Regions from separate parts of the Homo sapiens genome. Here region 1 is linked to region 2. Evidence: chromatin loops called from intact Hi-C (ENCODE). Cell type or tissue: prostate gland. All regions are shown on one strand. Links, peaks and the distances in the headings refer to the core of each region. The heading gives the core; the rest is flanking DNA. Region 1 overlaps LOC105376253 (a long non-coding RNA gene). Region 2 has its middle 190 kb from the start of BRINP1.

What was found. Peaks named below come from ENCODE experiments on the same cell type or tissue, not always from the same donor. Only the 100,000 strongest peaks of a DNase experiment are listed, where the experiment ranks them.
Region 1: a loop joins it to region 2, with 3 times the contacts of the local background. A loop is called at or near these places in 50 of 110 quality-filtered maps.

What each region holds. Positions count from the first base shown.
Region 1 is chr9:120,344,270-120,352,604 of GRCh38, reverse strand. All of the region lies in intron 2 of LOC105376253 (a long non-coding RNA gene), which reads left to right. Among named protein-coding and RNA genes, the nearest start is that of MIR147A, 100 kb to the right of the region's middle. In prostate gland, for the core only: a CTCF peak has its summit at 3,535 (motif pointing right); a DNase peak (open chromatin) is centred at 3,439.
Region 2 is chr9:119,551,743-119,560,077 of GRCh38, reverse strand. No RefSeq gene overlaps it. Among named protein-coding and RNA genes, the nearest start is that of BRINP1, 190 kb to the right of the region's middle. RefSeq lists enhancers at 3,650-3,699, 3,650-4,170. In prostate gland, for the core only: a CTCF peak has its summit at 3,832 (motif pointing left); a DNase peak (open chromatin) is centred at 3,627; H3K4me3 peaks cover 418 bases; H3K27ac peaks cover 1,043 bases.

The DNA.
Region 1 (8,335 bases), core at 13-8,012, 790 kb before region 2:
TTTATTTTGGGGGAATAAAAGCATAAGGTCATTGGGGCTAGGAGTAAACAAGTATAGCAACATAAGATGTACCCAAGGGAGTATATGTTCCCCAAAATGTATGCTGGGAAGCCATCTGCACTGGTAGAAAAGACCTCCACATTGTTTCCTTTCAGTGGGTACTGGGAAACTGGTAGGGCTGGATGATCACAGTGTATACATGGCTCTGAGCTCCCTAGTAGGTAAAGCAAAGAGTAAAAGGAGCATCTACAACTTGTTTGCTGTTGCCCAAAGGAGCCACAGCTGTTCCTGGGAGAGGCTGAGAGGCACTCCTGGATCTCTGAGAGGGGCGTCTCCCAGCTGTGATGAACAATGTCCTCCACAACACGCTTTCACTTCACACAACGAGACCCCAGGGCGATTCCTAAATGCTGGCCATGGTGTCCTCCATGGTAAGGGCAGTGAATGAGGCTGTGAGGCAGGAAACGCGGCAGGGGAGGGGAGTTGCTCTTGACTGCCAGCTCCTGATATTTGGTTGTGTGCCCATGGGGCTCAGCAAGCTGCCTGCAGGGGAGGGAAGTGAAGGAGCCCTCGTGGGTCCCTACTCTGGGCTGGGCATTCCTTCTCCTGTTCATCCTCATGAGAGGTCTGGCTGATGAGGCTCATCATGCCCATTTTGCAGCTGAGAAAACTGAGAGGAGACATTCATTGCCAGAGCTCATCTAGCTGCAGAATGGCAGAGCAGGAAACTCTGGCTGGGTCCTGTTTTCCAGCTCAGCCTCACAAGGTAGAGCCGCCTACCCCTCAAGCAGCCCCATCCCTGGGGCTCTGACATGCTCTGGCTCTGTTCCTTGAGGCTGGCCTGGCTCTTGTCCACTCACTCTGCATACCTACTCTTGGGTAGCCTTGGGCAAGTTCCTTAAACTCTCTGGGCCTCAGCTTCCTCATCTGGAAAATGGGGATTATAGAAGTACCTGCTTCATTGGCTTCTGGTGAGGAGGAAGTGAGCTAATAAACGTGCAACGTGTTGAGGGCATGGCCTGGTACACAGTAAATACTCCCTGGTGTCATACAGCTGGTTTATTTCCTCCCACTCATCCTCCTCCTCACATCGGAAGGACTTTTCTGAAACTCACCTTTGAGGATGCTGATGCCACCTCCCCTTTCCGGAAGCTCATTCTCATCGACAGGATTCTGTGTCCTCCGGCCCAACTCACCTGTGAGTGCCATGGCCATTGGCCTGGGGCCTCATGCTGGCGGGTTTTATTCTTCCTTCCCACTGACATCTCATGCCTGCAGGTCTCAGGGGAATGTGGCATAACCAGGCAGAATGGGGCAGAGGTCGAGTGAGGGACATGCGCTCACCATTCTGGGCTCTGCGCACTAATGACTCCCACGTGTCTTGGCTCATGGTTCAGAGAATGCCTTTTTTTTCAGCACGTCTCCATCATCCCCATATGCTTTGGGGCACATTTCTCCTTGGGAAATGCTTTGTTTGGGCAGGTAACAAGTTCCCTGATCGGGGATGACGGCACGCAGAGGCTGAAGGATGAAGACAGAAGTCAGGTGCTGGGAGCTGGATTTGGAAGGGACCATGTTTAAGGTCCTCTTGGGTCCTGTGAATCTGAGTGTATTTGTGGTTCCCTTATTTCTACAGGCCTTTCCCCTTGCAGCATTAAGTGGGGCTTTCCTTTGCTGATCGGAGCCCAAAGATGGGGAATTTGTTGGCTGGAATGACTGCCTCACACTCTCTCTGGCTCCCCCCTGTCCCCAGTCACACATTTGCTCTGCATCTTGAAGTCAGAGGAATGCTTCTCAGATAATAATCTGGCCATGTCATTTTCTTCTTCAGAAGCTGGCAGAGGGCCCACTGTGCTCATGTTTGGAGTCTTTTGCATGATCAGGCCCCCACTGCGTTGCTGGCCACACTGCACTCTTAAGGTGTCCCCGCATTGGGGTCATTGCACGCAGAGACCTGTAGCTCTCCTGCCCATCCTCATGCTCTTCTCTTGGCTAACACACCCTGGTCCTTCAGGTCCCAGTTCAGATATCACCTCCTCCAGAAGCCTTTCCTAACACCAGAGACCGGGTCCAGGGCCCTGCTAGGTGCCTGTCTACCTCTGTCCCAGCCCTTATCAACCTGAATTGTAATCCTCATGAATCTGTCTCCTTCACTGATGGAGGGCTCTTTGCGGACATCTTGGTGTCTCCAGCATCTAACACAGAGTTGGACCTCAGGGTCCCAGGCCTGACCCTGCCGTTCACTGGCTCCAGTGGCCACTCTCAGTTATCTGAGGTTAGTGTGTGAAACAAAATCCCTACCTGATGCAAGGCAAAATGAGGTACAAGGCCGGGCATGGTGGCTCATGCCTATAATCCCAGCACTTTGGGAGGCCGAGGGTGGTGGATCACCTAAAGTCAGGAGTTTGAGACCAGCCTGGCCAACATCGTGAAACCCCATCTCTACTAAAAATACAAAAATTAGCTGGGTGTGGCAGCACGTGCCTGTAGCCCCAGCTACTTGGGAGGCTGAGGCAGGAGAATTGCTTGAACTCAGGAGGCAGATGTTGCAGTGAGCCAAGAGTGCACCACTGCACTCCAGCCTGGGTGACAGAGCAAACTCCATCTCAAAAAACAAAAAAAAAAAACACAAAAAACCAAAAAAAAAAACCAAAAAAAACCCCAAAACCCACCATGGTACAAACCATTGTAACATAAGGTAATGTAGGCATATACTTAACCATTTTCAGAGCTCTCCATTATCTTGTGACATCTCAGTACCCGTCCCCTGAGCTAGGCTGGGCTGGGGTTATTATTTCCATCTCCGTCTGAGAGAACTGATGCTCTGAGAGTGGAAGTGACTTGTAGCACATCTGGCAAGAGGCAGGAGGAGCTGGTGCAAAGCTGGCCTCTGACCTCCTGCTACTGTAAAGAGCTTGAGTGACCAGGGAAGGTGTCTCCGGGAGGCAGCATTTCTGCTGTGCTTCGAAGTCTGGGAGGGACTGGAAAGAGGAGACAGGGGCAGGCAGGGAGGTGTCAGGAGGGAGAGGGGCAGCCTGAGGTGGGAAACTGGGATGAGAGAAGAACTGGGTGCTCCTGGCCTCTCAGAGCCTGGGCAAGGAGGCTCAAGAGTTAGGTTGGGACTAGATCCTGGTGACCTCTGGAAGCCAGACCGAGGATTGAACTTAATCCCTAGGCTACAGAAAGCTGTCGAAGGCATTTGAGCAGGAAAGAGGCCTCGCCCCAAAGGAGGATGAATGAGGGGGCTGGGAGGCCACTGAGAAGGTGGTAGCGACGTCCATGCAGGAGACGGTGCGCTGGTGGGTGGCAGCGAGCTGGAATGGAGGACATACCTACCACCTCTCTTTGTCCTCTGTCTGACTTTGGCGGGGGTTCCCCAGGATGCATTCGCATTCGGCCAGTGGTCTCTGCCTCAGAGGCGGCAGCTGGTGGGTGGCCCTCCTTCAGAGGGTCGGGGGCTGCTGTCAGGGGTGCTCGGTTGGGAGAATGGGGGGAGGGGAGAGGGGCTGCTGGAGGTGCGAGCAGCGGCTGCTGCCTCTGACTTCCACAGGGGGTCAGTGTAACATTAAAGTTCCTCCCGACTGCTCTGCCCTATGCAACTCCAATGGAGGCCCTTTGGCTCAGGAATCTGGGTCAGCTGGTTATATTTGGAATCCTTGGTGGGCAAGCACAAGGCCAGGTGGGCTGGGGGATTCTGAGCCACTTGAGAATCAATTTTGTTTGTTTTCCTTTTGGTTTTGTTTTTAGAGTTTCAGAAGAATCCAAGAATGCCAGGGACTGATTTGTAAACACATGTCTGTAACATGCAGCGGACAGAGCCCCTTCTTCCTAAAGCCCCCCAGTAGGCTTGAAGCCATTCTTGTCAGAGACCCCTCTGCCTCTGTCTTCATCTGGGAAGATGGTTTCCACCTAGAGGGCAAATGACAGATTCCAGGGCCCTAGGAGGTCTCAAAGTTTGGTTAGATTATCCTGCACATTTTACAACTTTATTGCTTGGTGGTGAGAAAGTTGAGAAACTGAGACCAGACAGGGTAGTCTAATTTGCTGAAGGCCTTGTAGTAAGTTGGTGGTGAATTCAGGTTAGAATCTTGGTCTACTAACCCCCCAAATGGCTCTCCTAACCCCCAATGTCTCTCTGATTTCAGTGGAACCAGCCTGGGATGACAATGTCACCTTCAGCAAAGAACACTCAGATTTACATAATCAGCTGTCATTTACACAGCAGTTCCCATCCACTTTCTCAGTGGACACTCAGTAAGCTTCCTAGAATGGGTGCTTTTCTCTTGTGGAAACTGAGGCCGAGAAGAAGTTGAGGGACTCCCCAGCCAGTCAGGCTTCCTGACCTCAAGCAGGGAGTTTCTTGGAAGATGTCAGTTGTCCCAAACTCTAGTGCATACCAGAATCTCTTGGGAGATCTTGTATGAAATATGGGTCCCTGAGCCCCACCTCCAGGGGTTCTGTTTCACTAGGCTTGGGGTAGGGCCTGGAGATCTGCTTTCTAGACAACGCCCCAAGGACTTCTGAAGCAGGTTGTTGGCAGATCATACTTGGAGATGACTGTGACCTCGCCCGGGGCTTCTCAGACTTTAGCGTGTATAGCCAACACCTGGGCATCAAGTTCAAAAAAACAGAGGCTGGTGAGGTTCCAGAGAAAAAGGAACACTTATACACTGTTGGTGGGAGTGTAAATTAGTTCAACCATTGTGGATAGCAGTGTGGCGATTCCTCAAAGAGCTAAAAACAGAATTACCATTTGACACAGCAATCCCATTACTGGGTGTATTAGTCTGTTCTTGCATTGCTATAAAGAAATACCTGAGGCTGGGTAGTTTATAAGGAAAAGAGGTTTAACTGGCTTATGGTTCTGCAGCCTGTACAGGAAGCATGGTGCTGGCATCTGCTCAGCTTCTGAAGAGGACTCAGGAAACTTATAGTCATGGTGGAAGGTAAAGTGGGAGTGAGGCATCTCACATAGAGGGAAACAAGGGCAAGAGAGAGTGAGGGGGGAGGTGCCACACACTTTTAAATAACCAGATCTCACAAGAACCCAGTCACGATCGTGAGAATAGCACAAAGGGGATGGTGGTAAACCATTCATGAGAAATCCACCTCCATGATCCAATCACCTCCCACCAGGCCCTATCTCCAACACTGGAAATTATAATTTGACATGAGATTTGGGTGGGGACACAGAACCAAACCATATATATCACTGGGCATATACCCAAAGGAATATAAATTGTTCTACCATAAAGACACATGCATGCGTATGTTCATTGCAGCACTGTTCACAATAGCAAAGAGATGAAATCAATCTAAATGCCCATTAATGATAGATTGGATTAAAAAAATGTGGTACATATACACCATGGAATACTATGTAGACATAAAAAGGAATGAGATCATGTCCTTTGTGGGAACATAGTTGGAGCTGGAGACCATTATCCTTAGCAAACTAATGCAGGAACAGAAAACCAAATACCGTATGTTCTCACTTACAGGTGAGAGCTAAATGATGAGAACACATGGATACATAGAGGGGAACAACACGCACTGGGGCCTATGGGAGGGTGGAGGGTAGGAGGAAGGAGAGGATCAGGAAAAATAACCAATGGGTACTGGGCTTAATACCTGGGTGATGAAATGATCTGTACAAAAAACCACTGTGACACGAGTTGATCCATATAACAAACCTGCACATGTACCCCTGAACTTAAAAGTTAAAAAATATCCTCCCAAACAAATAACAAATGCCTGTTCAGACTCAGTGGATCTAGGGCAAGGCCCAAGAATCAGTGTTGTATTTCTTTTCTTTTCTTTTTTTTTTTGAGATGGAGTCTCGCTCTGTCACCAGGCTGGAGTGCAGTGGCGCGATCTCAGCTCACTGCAACCTCCGCTTCCTAGGTTCAAGCGATTCTCCTGCCTCAGCCTCCCGAGTAGCTGGGACTACAGGCGTGTGCCACCACGCCCAGCTAATTTTTGTATTCTTAGTAGAGACGGGGTTTCATGATGTTGGCTAGGATGGTCTCCATCTCTTGACCTCGTGATCTGCCCGCCTTGGCCTCCCAAAGTGCTGAGATTATAGGCGTGAGCCACCGCGTCCGGCCCTCAGTGTTGTATTTCTGAAGAGCTCCCTGGTGATTCTGCTGGAGCGTGGACCACTGTGGTTGAGATCATGCTGTTATCCCCTGGGCACACGTTAGGAGTAGGTAAGTTGCAAAGTAAGCAGACTCTCCCCTGCTGTCCCCTCTGAGGAGGGGCTAATTTATAGTGTCATTTCACTTTCTGAAATTTCCTCTGACCCTCAAATCTAATCCCCCTCCCCGCCCCATATTCCCTACATCAGAGATGGGTGCGTCCTGAACACAGAAGAAAGAAAAGGCAGGACTCTCATCACATCCCATTGCTTACAGGAATCCACAGAGCAACTGTTGGCAAAAACTTTCCTTGGCGTTCCAAGAGCTTAGGGAGGGACAGGAACTATTGAATGCTTTGGGAAACTTAGGTGACCCTAACTCCCTAAAGGCATCTTTTCTATGTCTCTTTTCCATACCTTCCCAATATTATTTCTGCCCCCTCCTGAATCTTGTGTGATGTTAATAGTTCCATATTTTTAATTAGATTTTCTAAGCAAAAGAAAGTTTCCAAAGTTAATTAAAAGTTGCCTCAGTGTAATTGTATAAAAGCAGCTTTTGCTTCTGAAATTAAATTATTATAATTAAACTCCTCTATCCGTTTAAAGATTTTAGTAGAATGTTTATTATTCGTTTATTATGAAGAGACCCTGGGAGGGATGCTGCTTGCACAGCCATGGTCCAGCTGATGCCATGTCATGGACTCAACTTTTCCCTCCCTTTGATGATTTCATGCCTCCGGGAACCAAAAAAATCAAATCCTGTGTGAGCTTTGGTGGTTACATGAAGTGCAGACTTTCAGTGCATCCCCAAATTCTGGCTCACTGTGGTAGGTGCCATCGTAACCCATGCATATTTGCTGCTCCTCCCTGCTCTGCCCTGGTTTTAATCAGACTTGGTCACATGACTTCCTCTCACCAAAGAAAAATGGAGAGAAGTGACATGCCCCACTTCTAAGCAGAAACTGTAGGAGCCAGCATGTGGTTTGGTCTTCCCTCATCTTTGCTATTGTGACTGACAATGTCCCAAATAGACAGAGGCTGCTCCATCAGCCTGGGACCTGGAGGGGAGACAAGGTGGAGCAGAGCTACAGCCAACCGGTAGCAAACACGTAGTGCATGGGAGAAATGAACCCTTGTTTGTTACTGCAGCCAAACTCAGGCTTTCCTTGACTCTCATACACTGTTGCTTGTGAGTGACATAGAGTGTTCTTGTGTTTTGTTGTCTGAAAAATGGAGATTGTTTTGTTTGAATCTGGACAATTGAAAAATTATAGCCCCCAGTTCTCCATACTCTCCAGACTCACCCATTCCTGGTGGTTTCTCATGTACTCTGTGATTTCTCTTAAATATTTGCCTTTGTCCAAGCTGTTTCCTCTCCTTGGAATGACTTTATTAACCTCTTTACCTGGATAATTTCTGTCTAATCTAATGATTCAGTTTAGATGTCCATTTCTATGGAAAACCTTCCTGGCTAACAAGGCAGGGTTTGTTGTTATTACCAGGCTTTCTGATCTGTAAACACCTATGCTGCTATATCTAATTGTCTGAATACATGCCAGTGTCTCCTTTAAATTGAAGTCATATAAAAACATTTAGAGTCTTATAATCCAATATAAAGGCAGACCCATAGTAAACATTTAAATACTTGTTGAATAAACAACAAAGCTTTCGGGCGGGGTGGGGGCGGGGAGGTCAGATGGACCTGAATTCAAATTTTATTTTTCTCAGCTTACTAGACAGCTGATTGTGAACAAGTTACTTAATCTCTCTGTGCTTTAGATTCTTCATCTTTAGAAAGGGTCTAGCAATTAAACCTACTGTTGACTCCTGGTCCACTCCCCATCTCTGGATGGGCCCAACCCTCTGGAAAGACAGCAAGGGCAGGGGAATAATCTAAGCAGCGGGTTTCCCTACTTTTTCCCTACATGGAGTCCTGGGAGGATGAGTATTTGTCTTTTTCCAGACTTGACTGAGAAGGATTTGGGATTTGCTTCCGGCAGTGATGGTGATGAGTCACCTGCTTAGGCAACCTGGATGTACAACCACATAACTTATGATTCAAAACAGACTCTGACTACAGCTAGGGGGAGGGACAATAGATTGACAGGATTTGGAAGGGAAACCTTTCCCTAGTCTGGAGGCTCAAGTTGGCCACAAGTCATAGTCTTTCTTTGTATATCATTTTTTTCTGTGGCACAG
Region 2 (8,335 bases), core at 255-8,254:
TCCGACCCTTGTTTATCTCTTCCTTCCCTTGGCCCTTGCTTCATTTTGTTGTAATTTCAGCCACGGGGGAGGGAAACGAAAGTCAGATGTGGAGATATCATTGGGAACAAATGGCATTTGCTGTTAATGTGGGGGTAAATGGCCTCCACTCTGACTTGTGATATTTTAACTCTCTTAAGGAAGAAAGTGACACTGCAGTTCTCTTGTGCTGCCTGGCCCAAAGGCAGGGGAACATTATTCATCTGGATCATTAACCCTAAAATATGATTTTACCCACAGCAGCATTCCATGGAGGGCAGCTACTGTGGGAAAATTGTGACACCAGGCAGAGCTCAGGCAGGGCTGAGCATCAGAACCTCAGTTTCTTTGTACATCCACTGCTCACAAGCTGTGTGACCCTGGGTTAATTTTCCAGGACCTCAGTTTTCTCATCTGTAAAATGAAGATAGCAGCCTATACCTTGCCTACTTTGAATCGTGATGGTGAGGATATCCTGAGATAGTGTCAAAGCCTTAAGGGGGCTAAAACACCGTATAATTGTTTGTTACAATTACGGATTTTTTGGGTTGGTTGCCAGCACATTGCTAACTCTGCACGTTTTTAAAAACCCTTTCCAGTACCCAGTACACAACATTCTTCCATCTCTAGCTCTCCCTGGATCAAATCCTCTTCTCAGAAAAGTTTCTGGTTATCAACCATTTATGGGTAACATTATTCCTTCTTCCTGTCCCTGGTTTCTCTAGCTCCAAACCATTCTCCACCATGCCAGCAGAATTATCTCTGAAACAGACACACCATCCTACTCACAACCCCCTTTCCCTGTGGCTCCAGCTGCCCATGAGTTTATCTGATGCATTCAAGCAAAATTTAGCCATCTCCTACTATGCCTGCCAGGCACTGTTGTAGGTGATGGAACTGTAGCAGTAAATAAAACAGGGAAGGCCTCTGCCCTCCTGAGGTTTGCATTCAAGAAGAAGACAGAAAAAATAAACAGGTAGATAGACAAAGAAGATGCCTTTAGATAGTGATACACTGGATGAAGATAGTAAAGCAAGGAGAAAGAGAAGAGTGATAGGTAAGTGGGAAGTCTTGTGTGTTTGAACTCTATTCTAATAAGAGAAGCAGCAGACATGTGTAGCCCCGGGATGAGAGGGTTAATGGGAAAAAATCTGCAGTCACAGAAGCTTGGTTACAGGATAGGCCTGGCAGAGCCGAAGGATAGCAAGGAATTGTGATGTGAGCAAAGGGAGAGTGGCAAGAGGCATGGTGAATGGGAAAGCTAGGACCCTGGAGACTATAATAAGATTCTCAACTGTGTCCTACCTGCAAAGGGAAGCTTTTGCCAGATGTGAGGCAGGAAAATGACATGATCAGATTTACCTTTTAAAAAGATCACTCTGGCTGTACTGTGGAGAATGGAATTTTTGTGGCTGAAATTCCAAAACTGTCTCGGAAACCTTCACCAGTTGGGTCCAACTTCCATTTTCAGCTGTATCTCCTATCACAAGCACACACATCCTGCACTCTTGGCATGTTAGACTCAATATTGTTTTCTACATGCCATGTTCCTTCACACTTTTTAATTCAACTATTGCTATCTTCTCTTCTGGTAATGCCCTCCTGCTTCCCCAGATGCTGTCACATCATGCATCTGACGACCCATGCTGCATGCTTGGATGTGGGGCCAGAACTGGGGCATTCTTGAGAGCTTGAAACAGATCAGGAAGATAAGCAAGCAGTAGACATTTAGTGTGCTCCTATTATGTGCCTGGCACTGTGCTGGGCCCCTAGGATACAGGTGGAATGAGGCAGACCCAGTCCCTGCCTTCGTGGAGTTTATAATCCAAAGGGTGGGGACGTGTAAAAAGGAAATATGAAATAAATTAGGGATTCTATGCCTTGAAAGAAAATCAGGAGCTAGAAGTACTCATCTTGGAAGCACAAAATCATAGATTTGTGGTCTCATGGAATCTTAAGCTTATAGAATCAAATCATCCCAGGAGAAAAAAATACTAGGAATTAGAAATGAATATTTATCAAGTCTCTGGAGGATGGGGTGGCTGTATAAGCTTAGAAGTGATAGAAGAAATCACAAAGGAAAATACATAAAGCAAACTGGAAAAATACCCACAGCCAATATGACAAAGGATTACTATCTTTATTATGTAAAGAGCGCATGCAAATCAATTAAATTCACTAAGACCCAGTAGATAAGTGAGCAGAGGGCAAGAACAGACAATTCTCAAAAGAGGAAATACATGCAACTGGTTAACAAACACAAGAAAAAAAAACGTTCACTCTCTCTAATAATCAAAGAAAGGCTTATTAAAACCATGAGATAACATTTTTTGCCTATTGAATTAGCAAAGTTTAAACAAAAACAAGAGGATGTCAATGCTTTTGAGAATGGGATGATATAAAGAATCTCACGCATTGCTGGTAGACATGTCAACTAGGGCGACCGTTCTGGAAAACAATTTGGCAATATGCATGAAGACTCTTAAAATAAGATATAATTTTAGTAATTTAATTTCTGGGATTTTTTTTCTAAAGAAAAAAATCCAAAAATAGAAAAAAGATACATGCATGAAGATTTTTTTTTTTTTTTGTGGAGTATTATTTATAGTAGCTAACGCAGGGTGTGGGGTGGACATGGGGAGGCGCGCAAGAAAAAGCGAACTGAGGGGTACAGTTATCCATTTAAGGAAACATTTCATGGCCATTTAAAAACATGTTTGTGAAATTCTTATGCTCTGTACTAAAGTTAAGTGAAGAAGGAGGACAGAAAAAGAAATTGCATATTCAGTACGATCGTGTTCACAGGGAGACGATCATACACGCGCTGACTTAAAGATTTCCAGGTTGTCAGATAGATAAGAACATCCATAGAGCTGTTGCATGAAATGGTTTGGGGCCAGGGACTTGGACTGGGCCATCTTGCTGGTTCCTCCCCTAAGGTTAGAGATTTGGTGAAGAAATAAGAAGCAGTCCCAGGCTTCCTTGGAGAACTTAATGCTTTAAAGCTGTATAATTTTAAGAAACCTGACGGGCTTGACTCCTCCATTTTACAAATGAGGAAACTGAGAACCAAAATGGTTTGGTAACTTGTTCGAGGTGGCACAGATTTGGGGCAAAGCTGGGACTGGAATTTAGACCTTCTGAATTCAAACCAGTGCAGCCTCCAGTCTCAATGTGCCTATGCCTGAGTGGGTAAACATTTGCATTTATTTGGTGGCGGTGGCGGGGGGACAGGGGGCATTTGTGCTACATCTATACACTTGTGCCTGTGGATGTACACAGCCTGCATGTGTATTCAGCTGACAAGTAACCAACCATCGCGATTTGCTTGAGATTGTCCGGATTTTATCAGTCAGGCTGGGACTGTTGCTCACTCTGAATGTGTGTGTGTTTCACCCTGTTTCGTGAGCACGCGCTTTGGGGACATCCTGTGCATCTCTTGATATGTCTGGGTTTGTTTTTCTGCTCCAAAGAGGCTGCCCTTTGGCTCCAGCCAGTCCGTCTGCTCCACAACATCTCCCTCCGTCCCTGGGCCAGGCTTTTCCTGTTTTGCTGGCTGGAGGAAGAGAAGCTCGCGGGAAGCCCCAGGGTCTGGTTCCCATAGGCCGGTGTTCCTTTGCAGGCAGCCACCACGGCACCATCCAGCCGGCTTTTTGGAAGCAGGTCAACGTCCCTCCCAGCAGATCACCCAGCCTAGCTCAACCCAGAAGTAGATGTGTTTTCTTTCACCACGCGCTCGCCTCTTGCATCTCGCGGCTTAATTGGCACTAATGGGGGTGGAGGCCGCCTTTGGACGGCTTCCCGCAGCTGCCCTCTGCTGGTCGGTAGCCGCATTGGCGGCTGGAGCCTGGGGACCTGGAACTGTGGTTTCCGCCTCAGAGCCTGTGGGCCTGGAGACGCGTGTTGGCCACAGCCGCCCTGAGACTTTGGGAGGGTTATGATAAAAGACCTTATTACCAGTCCAGGCACACCTAACAGCCCCAATGTCTCCCTCCTTGAATAAACAGATACAAAAATGCCCTCATTGTGTCTGCTGGAAAAGCAGGGGTTATTCAATAATTAGCCTGTGTGAGCTGGGTGTGGTGGCAGGTGCCTGTAATCCCAGCTACTCTGAAGGCTGAAGTGGGAAGATCACAGGAGACCAAGAGTTCAAGTCCAGCTTGGGCAACATAGCAAGACCTCGTCTTTAAAAAATAAATAAAATAAAATTAGCCTTTCACTTCTTTGGGCTGCAACTTTATCATCCGTAAAATGGGCAGTGCAATGGCATCTATCCCATTAGGTCCTTAACCAGGAGTGGTGGTGTACACCTGTAATTCCAGAAGTTTGGGAGGCCAAGGCAGGCAGGTCACCTGAGGTCAGGAGTTTGAGACCAGCCTGGCCAGCATGGTGAAACCCTGTCTCTACTAAAAATACAAAGATTAGCTGGGTGTGGTGGTGGGCACCTGTAATCTTAGCTACTTGGGAGGCTGAGGCAGGAGAATTGCTTGAACCTGGGAGGCGGAGGTGGCAGTGAGCCGAGATTGTGCCATTGCACTCCAGCCTGGGCCACAGAGGGAGATGCCATCTCAAAAAAAAAAAAAAAAAAAAGAAAGAAAAGAAAAGAAAAGAAAAAACCAAAACGACAACAACAACAAAAAACATTAACCTGTAGTCCCAGGTGGTGTACCTGTAGTCTTGGGAGGCTGAGGTGGGAGGATTGCTTAAGTCCAGGAGGCCAAGGCTGCAGTGAGCTGTGATCATGTCACTGCACTTCAGCCTGGGTGACAGAGTGAGACCCTCTCTCAGACAAAAAAAGAAAGAAGGAAAGAAAGGAAGAGAGAAAGAGAGAGAGAGAAAGAAAAGAAAAGAAAAGAGAAACACATTAGGTCCTTGCGAGGCTTAGTGCAGAATGTCTGTAAGGAACCTCACCCTCACCTCACCTGCCACACAAGGAATACCAAAAAAAGGTGTCTGTTATTATCAACAATGATGCTGTTCTCATTGCAGTGGGAGCCAGTGATGACACGAGCGGGTCTTTTCTATAGCATCATGGTGGAAGGCCACGTGGAGGAAATGCTTTCCAAGCTGGCTTCTGCTGGATTGCTAGGATTTAACAAATATTTGTGTACTATTGCAATGTGCCAACTATTGTCCAAGAAATTATAGGGGTATAGAAGTGAATAATTTGCTGTTCCCAAGTCAGAATAACTGCACTAAACTTGAAATAATGTAAAGAACTTTTATATTCAACTGAAGCATATTTTTAAAATAATGATAACCGTCTCATGTTTGTCCAGTGTGTTTCAGGTCTGAGTCCTGTTCCAGGCTCCTCAGAGAGATAATGGATGTGAGCACTATAGAAAATAGACAGCTTTCTGCAAAATTAAGGTGATTCATATTGAGGGGTGAAGTTTGTCTATATCCCTCATTGACTAAACAAATCGTTTGTGCCTGTTAGATTGATAAAGACGATCACAGAGCCATAGCACTGTGGGCCTTCAGAGCTAGAAGATACTTTATCTGCTTCTATTTCCATTCATTGCTGTCTGCAGAATACCTGTCAGGTGGGAATCTATGCTCTGTTTGAATGCTTCTGGGGATGGGGCACTCACTTCTACCCTAAGTAGAGGTCTATCTGTCTTTACATAAGCAGATACATTGAGTGTTCTGTTTTCTCTCTTACTGGCTAAATCCAGACAAGTTATGTTAATTTTGCCCCTAAATATCTCTCAGCATCCTCATCAGTACTGCCTCTGTACAAATATCACTTCCATTGCAATTATAGTCATTTTCTAATTAGACTGCTAGCTTAAGCTTGCCCCTCCCTCTTCACCCCAATCCACTCTCTATGTTACTTTGCCACATGCGAATCTGATCTTGAAGTTCCGTTTAAACCCTTTGCCTTTCCCCTGCCTAGAGAAGCTCATCCTCCTTAGCAAGGCCTATGCTGTCTTTAACAGCCCAGCTCCTAGTTGCTTTCTGCAGCAGGGGTTAGCAGACTGTGTCTCATGGACCAAATAAAACCCACAACCTATATGTTCCATGAACAAAAAACATGGTTTTGACATTTTTAAACATAAAGTGCTAAACAAACCATTATACTTTTGGAGAGAATAGTTGCTTAAAAAGTTAAGGACGCTGGCCCTTGGCCCACAAAACCTAAAATATTTACTATCTGACTCTCTATTGAAAAAGTTTGGTGATACCTGGAGAATCAGCTCCTAAGATCCCTACACACTTGACTTTGCAGCAAGCTGGCGCAATTTGCCAAACTCCAAGTATAACATGCTTTTACACAGCCCTGTCATTCCCTCTGACTGACATCCTACCCTGCCTGCCTCTGTGATAAACTCTTACTTTTTAATGATGATGATAATGATGATGACAATGGCTAATGGGTGTTAAATACTAACTGTGTGCCCATCACTGTTTTAAGTACCTTACACGCATTAATTCATTTAATACACACAACAAGCCTATGAGGGAGCACAATTATTATTTCCATTTTACAGAGAAGACTAACATGCCAGAGATAAGGTTACTTGCCCAAAGTTACAGAACTGCGAAGTGGCTGAGATGATTCAAGACTCAGCTGTGCTGTTTCCTGGAAAGCCTTCTCAGAACTCATGGAGTGGGTTTGCTGTTCTCTTTCCTTGGATAATGTAGCACCTGCCTGGATCATAACATAATCCCTAGAAGGTTGCCGCTATCTGTGTCAGTGACCTCCTTCCCACCCAGGTGGTGACCTGCTGGGGCTAGGAGTCTTATATTTTGCATTTCTGACATTCTCCCTGGCACGTATTCTTAGGCCCCAGTGCTATGGGTGCTGAAAACACCATTCAAGTGAATCAATTTGCAGGGCTTCTTGCAGGTGACCCTAGTGGCTATTTTAAGAATACGTTAACAGTGTGAGCCTACAATAGGCGTTGTTGACTGATATGGTTTGGCTCTGTGTCCCCACCCAAATCATGTTGAATTGTAATTCCCAATGTTGGAGGGGGAACCTGGTGGGAGGTGATTGGATCATAGGGGCAGATTTTCCCCTTGCTGTTCTCGTGATAGTGAGTTTCACAAGATCTGATGGTTTAAAAGTGTGTGGCACTTCCTCCTTTGCTCTCTCTCCTGCCACCGTGTGTGGATGTGCCTTCTTTCGCCTTCATCCTTCTGCCATGATTGTAAGTTTCCTGAGGCCTCCCAGTCATGCTTCCTGTATAGTCTGCAAAACTGTGAGTCAATTAAACCTCTTTTATTCATAAATTACCCAGTCTCAGATAGTTCTTTATAGCAGTATAAGAACAGACTAATGCATTGACTCAAGAGCAAAGGATATGTCAGGACCACAGAACTGAAAACTCTTGCTGTAAGACTTGATTGACCTAGGAGTGGTGGAGATGGTATAGGTTTTTCCAGGGTTGGGCTCCCTGAGAAGACTGGAGATTTAAGCCAGGAAAGACCAAAAAACCAGTTTCTATAACAGTAGCAAAAAGAGTGACACCTCCATGCAGGGGTGTTATAAATTTTCTATATGATAAAGAACACTGTAAGATATGAAATGCTATTTAATTGTTATACATACATATATATAAATAATACTGCTAGCTTTAGGAGTGGGGGATAAGTCATAGGAAGGTGTATAGAAAAAATATATTAGAAATTTTTATCCCTGTGGCTTATCATCCTGGGTCTTGAGAATCTCTTCTGTCCTTAAGTCTTAGGATCCCAGGATAAAAGTACAGTAGGTATTTCAGTCCACATTTAAGAACCACAGATGATTAAGGGATGAAGAAGCCTTAATGATCATCCAGTTCAACCCAATGGAGAGAAATCCTTAGGCAAAATATTACCTTAAGCAAGAAGATATTCTTCCACCAGAAAACACTGGAGCATTTTGCAAGCCTTGTGTAAAGGGTATATCTGGGTTGTAGGGACACTTGGAATCTGGGACTTCACTTAACAGAATTGCACCTTTCTTTATGTCTTTCATTTCTGCATGCCAGTTCCATTAGATAAACTGCTGGCTTCCTCTATAGGGCCGTGGTTCCTACCACTCATATTTCATGACTACCACCTGAGAGAGACTGAGACTCTTCCTTTCTCTCCCTTTAGTTCTGATAAGAAAATCCCAGGGAAAAACTCTGAATGGCCTGGCTTATATACAAGGTGTACTTCTGGGCCAGTAGCTATGGCTTGGGGCTAGGGCCAAGCATGGCCACCAGCATTCCACCTCTGTGTACCGAGGTCATTCCCAAAGTGAGAGAGGTGTAGAGAACTTGGTAGCTGCTTCAGGTGGTATCCACTGCAAAAGATGAGAAATGGGGGCCCAGGGAGGTAGTTA